Regions from separate parts of the Homo sapiens genome. Here region 2 is linked to region 1. Evidence: chromatin contacts called from ENCODE Hi-C or POLR2A ChIA-PET data. All regions are on one chromosome and are shown on one strand. Each heading gives the region's core, a stretch centred on a gene start or an enhancer-like site at or near the end of the contact. The rest is flanking DNA. Distances are from core to core; before and after follow the strand shown.

Region 1 (4,546 bases), core at 1,234-3,733:
ATAACCAGGTGTAGTGGCACGTGCCAGTAGTCCCAACTACTCAGGAAGCTAAGGCAGGAGAAGGACTGCTTGAGCCCAGGAGTGTGAGGTTGCAGTGCGCTATGATCACACCACTGCACTCCAACCTGGGCGACAGAGCAAAACTTCATCTCTTAAAAAAGAAAAAAGAAAATTAGCCGAGCGTAGTGGCACACGCCTGTAGTCCCAGCTACTCGGGAGGCTGAGGCAGGAGAATCGCTTGAACCCGGGAGGCAGAGGTTGCAGTGAGCCAAGATCACGCCACTGCACTCCAGCCTGGGCGACAGAGCAAAACTCAGTCTAAAATAAATAAATAAATAAATAAATAAAGAAGAAGAAAGAAATGGAGTTGCAGTGAAATCAGATACTCGTCCCTCATCACACCACTAGTTGGCAGCAGTGCCAGATCTAGAGTCCATGTCTCCAGTGTTCCTGTTCATGTTCTTTCCGCAGTTCTTGCTGCTTTCAACATCACTGCAGGCTTTCTAAACACTCACCAAGGGTTGGCTGGAGGCTATTCCTTGGGAGTCAGCCCCTCCCATTCCAGAGCTGCCTCTGCTATTCCATTGCATGAATTACAGATGCAAAAGGTTGCTAAAGCTGGAATAAGCAGATGAGTTCCCTTTCTTGCCCCAGTGCCTTACATTCTGTCAACCAGAAAGTTGACCGTGCATATAGTTATTAGTTGCTCTCATAGTAAATTATTGTCCTAATTTATCCAAAGTCCATTGTTGCTATGCAATATGCAGTCAAGAAGGAACATTCTGGTTTTGAATTATGTGAGCAATTCAGTCATCTGGCTTGCGTGTAAGAAGTAGATATGGCTAGTTGGCATGCGTAACTTGGGGCAGCAGCCTACTAACTCTGTTTGGATGCTTCTGTGACAGGAAATCTGGTTGCATCAAACTCTTGACTCTAGCGATGTCCATCCATGTGGGCACTAACTGTTAAAGACTAACAGATGAGCAGTAGGGTGCAGGGGAAAGATAATTCAACTTGACATGATAATTATCTGCATTAGAACCCTGCCCGTGCATCACCAGCAGAATGACTAGACTTTAGTGCACTTTAGACTTCAGCTGCGATGTTCCAGATAAAGGGCTTCACACCAAAGCTGGACTTGGTTTCTGAGCCTCTTTCTATTCATCTGTAAAATGCTGATCAGATTTGAACTTGCTTTATACATATTGTGTTACTTGGCTAACAGTATTTTAAAGACCTCTGTGCTTCAATAATCTGTAAAAAGGCCAGGTGCGGTGGCTCATGCCTGTAATCACGGCACTTTTGGGGGCCGAGGTGGGCAGATCACCTGAGATCAGGAGTTTCCAAGACCAGCCTGGCCAACATGGTGAAACCGCGTCTCTACAAAAAATACAAAATTTAGCCAGGCGTGGTGCTGCGCAACCGTAATCCCAGCTACTCAGGAGGCTGAGGCAGGAGAATCACTTGAACCTGGGAAGCAGCGGTTGCAGTGAGCTGAAATTGCGCCACTGCACTCCAGCCTGGGCGGCAGAGCGAGACTCTGTCTCCAAAAAAAAAAAAAAAAAAAAAAAAGTTTCATCTTTGTCTCTTTGTTTTAACTTATGTAAAGTTTCAAACATACTCAAGAAAGACTAGAATAATTAACTAAAATGAAGTACTAGTCACCAGCAGTTTTTAATATTTTGCTGACATCACTTATCTCTCTCAATACTTTTTTCCCCCTCTGAGGTATTTTTAAGCACATTTGGGGGCCAGGCGCGATAGCTCACGCCTGTAATCCCAGCACTTTGGGAGGCCGAGGCGGGAGGATCGCTTGGATCCTGGAACCCAGGAGTTCCAGAACAGTCTCAACCACCACAATTAGCAATAAAAAAATAAATAAAAATTAAAGCACATTTGGGCAAGATGTTTTAAAGATCTCTGTGCTTCAATTGTCTAATCTAGGAAACGAAGATTATAATATCGAATTCACGGGGGACAATTATATTGAATATTCAATAAATGTTAGTTATCACTGTTTACAGTGGTACCTATGTGCACAGCCCCCTCCAGCGCGTAAAAGCACTTTACAGCGCAGCGCTCCAGGCTCAAGATAGATGTTATTGTTGTTGTTATTATTATTATTATTATTATTATTTTGAGACGGAGTCTCGCTCGCTCTGTCGCCCAGGCTGGAGCGCAGTGGCGCGATCTCGGCTAACTGCAACATCCCCCTCCTGGGTTCAAGCGATTTTCCTGCCTCAGCCTCCCGAGTAGCTGGGATTGTAAGCACGCGCCACCGAGCCGGGCTGATTTTTGTATGACAGATGTTATTAAAGACAGCGTGGAGAAACCAGAGCCTGCGTTGCTGAGCTTGCGGCCGCCCGCTTCACACCGCACTTCAGATCAGCTGGGTCAGGACGTGGATTGTCCCGTGCAGGCATCCATCGTCGAGTGTGGCAACGAGAGGGCGGGAACAGGAAGTGAGGATAGGCCGAGTTCCGGGCGCGAGGCGGCCACCGTGGAGAGCAGAGCGCGGCGGCTGGAAGCTGCTAAGTCAGAGCCGCGATGTTCCGGATTGAGGGCCTCGCGCCGAAGCTGGACCCGGAGGAGATGAAACGGAAGATGCGCGAGGATGTGATCTCCTCCATACGGAACTTTCTCATCTACGTGGCCCTCCTGCGAGTCAGTGAGTGTCTCCCGGGCTGTGACTGTGAGACCAGCGGGGAGCTCACCGACGGGCACCCCTTAACTCTAAGGGGTCATCGGGGCCTTCGAACTGAGCTGAACGGTAGCGGGGAGCAAGGAGGGTGCGCGTTGAAGGCGACGGGCATATGCGCGGTTTGAGGTCTGCGGGTCAGGGTCCGGGCACTGAAGTGCACGTGGTGGCCGGCGCGCGTGTTTAATCATCCTGGTTCTCCCAGCTTGAAGAATGTTTGAGCTGCCGGGCGCGTTGGCTCACACCTGTAATCCCACCCAGCACTTTGTGAAGCCGAGGCGGGCGGATCATTTGGGGTCAGGAGTTCGTGGTGGCGGGCGCCTGTAATCCCAGCTCCTCGGGAGGCTAAGGTGGGAGGATTGCTTGAATCCAGGAGGCGGAGGTTGCAGTGAGCCGAGATCGCGACACTGCACTCCAGCTTGAGTGACAGAGCAAGACTCCATCTCAAAAAAAAGAATGTTTGAGCTGAAAGAGCTCAAGTAATTATCCCTAGAGGAACTCCCTCGTTTTTGCAGACAGAGAAACAGAGAAACAGAACCATAGTTCTAGAAGGAAGAAACAGCCTTCTTGGGAAGGCTGGCCAAAGGTCACTCAGCGATTCAGTGAATGATCTTGACCTAAAATCCAGAACTCTTAACTCAGTACCAGGTTCCTTCCCTTTCTTTTCTTTTCTTTTTTTTTTTTTTCCTCGATACACAGTCACGCCCTGTTGCCCAGGCTGGAGTGCAGTGGCGCAGTCTTGGCTCACTGCAACCTCTGCCTCCCGAGTTCAAGCCATTCTCCCACCTCAGCCTCCCAAGTAGCTGAGATTACAGGCGCGCGCCACCACGCCCGGCTAATTTTTGTATTTTTAGTAGAGATGGGTGTTTAACCATGTTGGCCAGGCCGGTCTCGAACTCCTGACCTCAGGTGATCCACCTGCCTCAGCCTCCCAAAGTGCTGGGATTACAGGCGTGAACCAGCGGCCGGGTTCCTTCCCTTTCAAAAGTGCTGACCTTTGAAATCCAAAAAGTTTTGCTTCATTTCTGTTTCTTTGTATAGAGGGTGAAGTGAGTCATTAGTTTTTTGGAAAAAAATGGGAAAAAAGAATATGAGTCTATAGGATTAATGCAAATATTTGAGGTTTTTTTTTCTATATCTTAAAATTGACAGGAAGTTACTCCCATTATATAGTCTTGACAGTGGACCTTTGAGGGAGGCAGGGCCTAAGATTCTTTATATCATTTTACAAATGAGAACTTGATTTTCAGAGGGGACTTAGCAAGGAAGGAAGGTATCAGAGTTATAGGAACACTGAATATAAGAACTGGAAGCAGCTTTATGATCAGTTCTCGAATGCCCTGCCTTCTCGTTCTCAATTCAGTATCCTTTCCATTGTTCCTTGCTGTATATTATTGGCCAGCCAGTCTGGATGGAGCGGCAGGGATGGTTCAAATAAATGAAGGCCATACCAAAGTCATCCTATTGAAGGCTCATGTTGGGCTTAGGCCAGAGCTCACTGATACTGAGATGTCCCTTATTCTGTGTCTCTTTCACTGTCTATGGTATTACTCTGCTTTCACAGAAGAGCGAGTCTTGGGGAACAGAAACACCCGTATCATCCTAGTTCAACAGCTTCTTGCAACTCCCAAATTTACTTATTTCCTGCCTCCTGCCTTTTTCATTGATCTAGCTGCCAGTGAAATATTTGCTGCTTCTCAGTGACCTTTGTATTTGATATGAATTGTTTATTTTCACTTTTAAGTTGAAATATAATTTGTATATTATACAATATACCCATTTAAGGTGTACAATTCAGTGGTTTTTAGCAGTCAGTTGTGCAGCCATCACAATTTGACAGTATTTTCT
Region 2 (4,546 bases), core at 513-3,012, 89 kb after region 1:
TGGGCGTGGTGGCTCACGCCTATAATTCCAGCACTTTGGGAGACCGAGGCGGGCAGATCACCTGAGGTCAGGAGATTGAGACCAGCCTAACATGGAGAAACGCTGTCTCTACTAAAAATACAAAATTAGCCGGGCATGGTGGTGCATGCCTGTAATCGGGAGGCTGAGGCAGGAGAAGCACTTGAACCCGGGAGGCAGAGGTTGCAGTGAGCTAAGATCACGCCATTGCACTCCAGCCTGGGCAACAAGAGCGAAACTCCATCTCAAAAAAAAAAAGTAATCACGGAAACACATTCTACCCTGAGGATGTATTAGAAGTCCTTTTCTGAGAGATTATTTTTTCCAAGGAAGAGTCACATACTTGATTTTCACAACGGCTTAAAGGAAAACAAGAGACAAGTAGATTCCCTGCCCACACCTCTGCTGAAGGAAGACAAAGTATGCTCCAAGTGCCTCCTACCCAGGGCCAGAGGCAGATGGGGACAAAGCAGAGGAGCACAGCTCTGAGGGCATCCCAGACCGCAAAGAAAATAAGGTGCACCTGCCCCAAAGCTCAGCCAAGACTCCTTTCCACTGTGACTCCCAAATGGAGGGCCCCAGGTGCTGTGTAAACTTCTCCTCTCAGAGGAGCTGAGTTCTGTCTCCCTCCCTTCACTGACCCGGCCTCCCAGGTGCTGAGTGTCACAGATCTCAACTGCTCCCACTTGAAGCAGGACCCTGAGATGTGAGACTGGGCCCAGGCCACGTACCTAAGCCTTCCTGTGTCACACTCCTGTCCTTATAGCACCGCTCTGGACACAGCTTCTCCATCTCCTCAGTGGCACATACAATTGGTTGGCAGTTATAATCCACTCATGTCCTTCTAGAATGCCTCCTGTAACTAGAGGCTGGTGAGCTGAAACCTATTTCAAAGACTCCCATTCTGCTAGGATTCTACATGCTAATCAGGCTCCTATATATGCGCACCAGAAGGAAGCAAGGTGGAGGCCAGCTGCTTGACCTTCTGGCTGTCTGTGGTGACAAAGTGGTGGAAATACAGGACCTTTGAAAGCACGGGTAGGCTGGGCACGGTGGCTCACACCTGTAATCCCAGCACCTTGGGAGGCCAAGGCGGGTGGATCATGAGGTCAGGAGTCCAAGACCAGCCTGGCCAACACAGTGAAACCCTGTCTCTACTAAAAATGCAAAAAAATTAGCTGGGCATGGTGGCGCATGCCTGTAATCCCAGCTACTCGGGAGGCTGAGGCAGGAGAATTGCTTGAACCAGGCCATGGGAGGCGGAGGTAGCAGTGAGCGAGATCGTGCCACTGCACTCCAGCCTGGGCTACAGAGCAAGACTCTGTCTCAAAAAAATAAAAAGAAAAAGAAGAAAGCATGGGTAGCTGAAATCAGCAGCCCAGTGTTGAATCTTCAGCTGCATGAATTCCAGGAGCAGTTATGGAGCAGAAGTGGCTTCTGAGTCCCCGATGGCAACCCCGGCAGTGTGTTCTTGAATTCAGCAGTCCTGACGGCAACCTTCCGATTCCCAGTCCTCTGGCCCTTGTCACAATTCTACAGCACCTTATCCATACATTAAAATCCATTCTTCTTAAGATACCTAGAGCAATTGATTTTCTGAACTGAACACTGACTGATTCATCCTCTTCAAAGTGTGGCTTTCATAGCTGACCCCTGCCTTCTATGTGGCCTCCACCAGACAGAGAAATTGGGTCACCACTTCCTCTGACTTGGCTCCACCCCATTACAACAGGCTGTATCCTACTGGCCTGTGGCAGCCCCCATCACACTGGTGACCCAGTTAGCTTCTGATAAAGCCTGAAGTGTCATTTCCCAGGCGTGCTGGGCCAGATCCTCCTTCCTCACTGCGTACTCCACTGGCCCTTCCAGACCTAAGCACGCCACTTCACATTTCTCTTTGGAAACCTTCATCCATTAGATTTGACTCAGCCTGGTGAGTCAACTTTGGGAGGGAGGACCCACCCTCCCAAATCCCCACAGGTGAACCAACATGAGAAACATCTGCCATTTATAATCACAGCAATAATACCAAAGGAGAGAGATGAAGTCCAACCTGGCCATCGCTTTATATTTCTGCATAAGACAAGCACAGTTGAGATGCTGGCTTCTGGCTTCATACCTGTGCTAAAGCAAGGCTTCTTTTTTCCTTATGTTACTTTTTTGAGACAAGGTCTCACTCTGTGACCCAGGATGGAGTGTGGCCACACAATCATAGCTCACTGCAACCTTGATTTCCCAAGCTCAAGTAATCGTCCTGCCTCAGCCTCCCGAGTAGCTGGGATTACAGGCGCACACCACCAGGCCTGACTCTTTTTTTTTTCCTCCGGTAGAGATGGGGTCTCCCTATGTTGTCCAGACTGGTTTCAAACTCCTGAGCTCAATGATCTTCCTGCCTCGGCCTCCCAAAGTGCTGGGATTTCAGGTGTGAGCCACCATCCCCGGACCTTTTCTTTTCAAAACATACATAAAAATGGAAATGAATAGGACCAGCCAGTGGCTGTGATGCAGCCAAAACGCCCTGTCTGGAAAGCATGCGTCTAGGTAATCTTCCTCCGCTTTGCCAGGCGGTCTGAGGTCTGGGCTGGAGGCAGCGGGAGGGACAGGGTGCCCAGCTTGTGATCTTCTTCACTGCCGGCGGCCACAGACACCCTTCTTTTGGAGATCTTCAGCCTCATGGCTTTGGCTATCTCCATCATCCTAAGGAAGACATAAACAGAAGAACTGGAGAGACCCCTCAACATGACTGTTCAGGGAGGTTTGGCAAAAGGTAGCAGCACATTCATGCTCCAGGCCATAAAGACAGAATCCCAAAGGTTGCCAGCAGGCACAAAGCCCCTGGCAGAGAGGCAGGCAAGGTCCCCTCACCCGCTGGGAACCATCAGACAGCCAATTTCATTTTAATGCCCTTCAAAAGATCCATATGGGTGATGAAAAACCAGGGTATCTACAGCCCCGTGAGCAACTTTCTTTACCTCCCATAACCAAACTTTTAGCAACCAGGATTGAGCACTTGCTAGAATCTGACAGGTTCCAAGTACCTGTTCTCTTTTTTTCAGCCTCACTGCCTGTGGGAACACAGTTTGTGGACAGCCCTCAGAACAGTCCCTCCACGGACTGCTAGAGAGTCCAGACAGAGGTGTGTTCACAGGCTCTCCTAGACACCCTCTGGGCCACTGGATGTCAGATGCCCCTAAATCACTGACAAAGATCAGCTGACCTCACAGTTCAGGTTCCTGGGCAGCTCTGCCCCTACTGTCTGAATCTCCTCTACAAGGCTAGATGGAGCCTAAAAGGTCACCTCCACCACCAGCTCTCCCAGTTGGGTCAGAGAAGTGCAAACATAAAATCCCTGCCAAACAGCAGTTCCACCTGGCCTTGGAACCAGCGGTTCCCCTGGCAAACCCTTCCATCTGATTGTGAGGAAGCTCTTCTTACTAAGCTCAAATTGGGTTGTCCTACAACTTCCACCCTGAGCTGCACTCCTCAGAACCATACAGAATCCCTCTCCCCTGTGACAGCAATTCAGAGAATGGAGGCTGCCTGGTTATTCAGAACAGAATGTTATGGAAAGGCTCAGGTCTCAAGGCCAACTACTCCCCTCTTGGTTGTGTAACCTTGAGAATGTTACGTACTTTTCTGAGCCTGATTCTTCAATTGTTTTCTAGGGAAATCAGTGAGATAATGACATAATTTATCTAGCACAGAGAAGGCACTCAGTAATGTCTAGTTGCTCATTCAGTCAATGATTCATTCATTGAAAATAGTCCTTTAGTTCCAAGTTGTTCCCACATTTAAACATCCTCAGTTCCCTTGGTGGTGCCTCATGCTTTCCAGTGGTACCAGAAATAAGACATCGAGACACCCTGCAGGGAGCTCTTTATTCTGTTGTGCTCACCTTTTCTCACTGAGCTTCAAGTCCCTCTGTAACACTGTCAGGTCAATTTGGAAGTCATGTATGTGCAAGGCAAGTATGATCACATATGCAGTAATCTTCGCCTTCATAGAATCCGAAATTAAGTTCCGTAATCTAGAAAATCAGTGGCAATAAAGGAGAAACAAAATTAAACTCTCAGACAATTTCTCCAAAAGCAAAATAAGAACATCCAATCCTATTCTCATATGCACGGAATGTCTTCCCAACTTCAGGAAAGGAAAAGGAATGTGGGTGACTTTGCCCTTCCAAGGTTCCTGGGCCTCACACACAGTGGAGCAGTGTGCCAGTCCATGTTTCCCTCTGAGGCAGATAGAGAAAGCTGGGCCTACACTCTACCTGGGCACTGCTAGCGCTTTGAGCTGGTGAGGGCCCTGTGAGTCTGTCCCCGCCTGCCCAGCAGGGCTGCTGGGAAAACAATCATCCCGAAATCAGCTGTGCTGATTCTTCCAAGCACACTCAAGAGCAGAAAACACACGCCATGCAAATGGCAGGAAGGAAGCCCAGGGGCAGGGCCTGCGGGTCTTTCCCCAGAGTCACCGAGTTGGGCTGCCCTTTTCTGCAATGCTGCCTTTCCGCAGAACACCAGCTCTGTGA

The links. A loop is a pair of places that touch in the nucleus more often than their neighbours do. ChIA-PET counts read pairs that join two places held with the same protein, here RNA polymerase II (POLR2A). Pooled maps may share reads with other maps.
Region 2: a map of natural killer cell shows a loop between it and region 1 (4-fold over the local background). The contact joins the enhancer-like site here to the promoter of TOMM5 in region 1. A Hi-C loop is called at or near these places in 1 of 168 maps with a recorded cell type or tissue (natural killer cell) and 1 of 50 pooled maps. POLR2A ChIA-PET finds 5 or more read pairs at or near these places in 9 of 52 experiments (GM10248, H1, HEK293 and 6 more).

Annotation. Positions count from the first base shown.
Region 1 is chr9:37,590,534-37,595,079 of GRCh38, reverse strand. TOMM5 (translocase of outer mitochondrial membrane 5) reads left to right here and starts at 2,483. Exons shown (of 2, transcript NM_001001790.3): 1 at 2,483-2,668. The coding sequence starts at 2,548. RefSeq lists silencers at 405-474, 874-1,168 and an enhancer at 2,127-2,886.
Region 2 is chr9:37,501,212-37,505,757 of GRCh38, reverse strand. POLR1E (RNA polymerase I subunit E) reads right to left here. Exons shown (of 12, transcript NM_022490.4): 11 at 3,914-4,045; 12 at 2,061-2,715. The coding sequence ends at 2,556. Among named protein-coding and RNA genes, the nearest start is that of POLR1E, 18 kb to the right of the region's middle. Within about 2 kb of position 1,762, at least 5 of the 41 ENCODE cell types and tissues checked have a DNase peak (open chromatin) inside an H3K27ac peak, as active enhancers do; they include natural killer cell, where a contact is called at or near this core.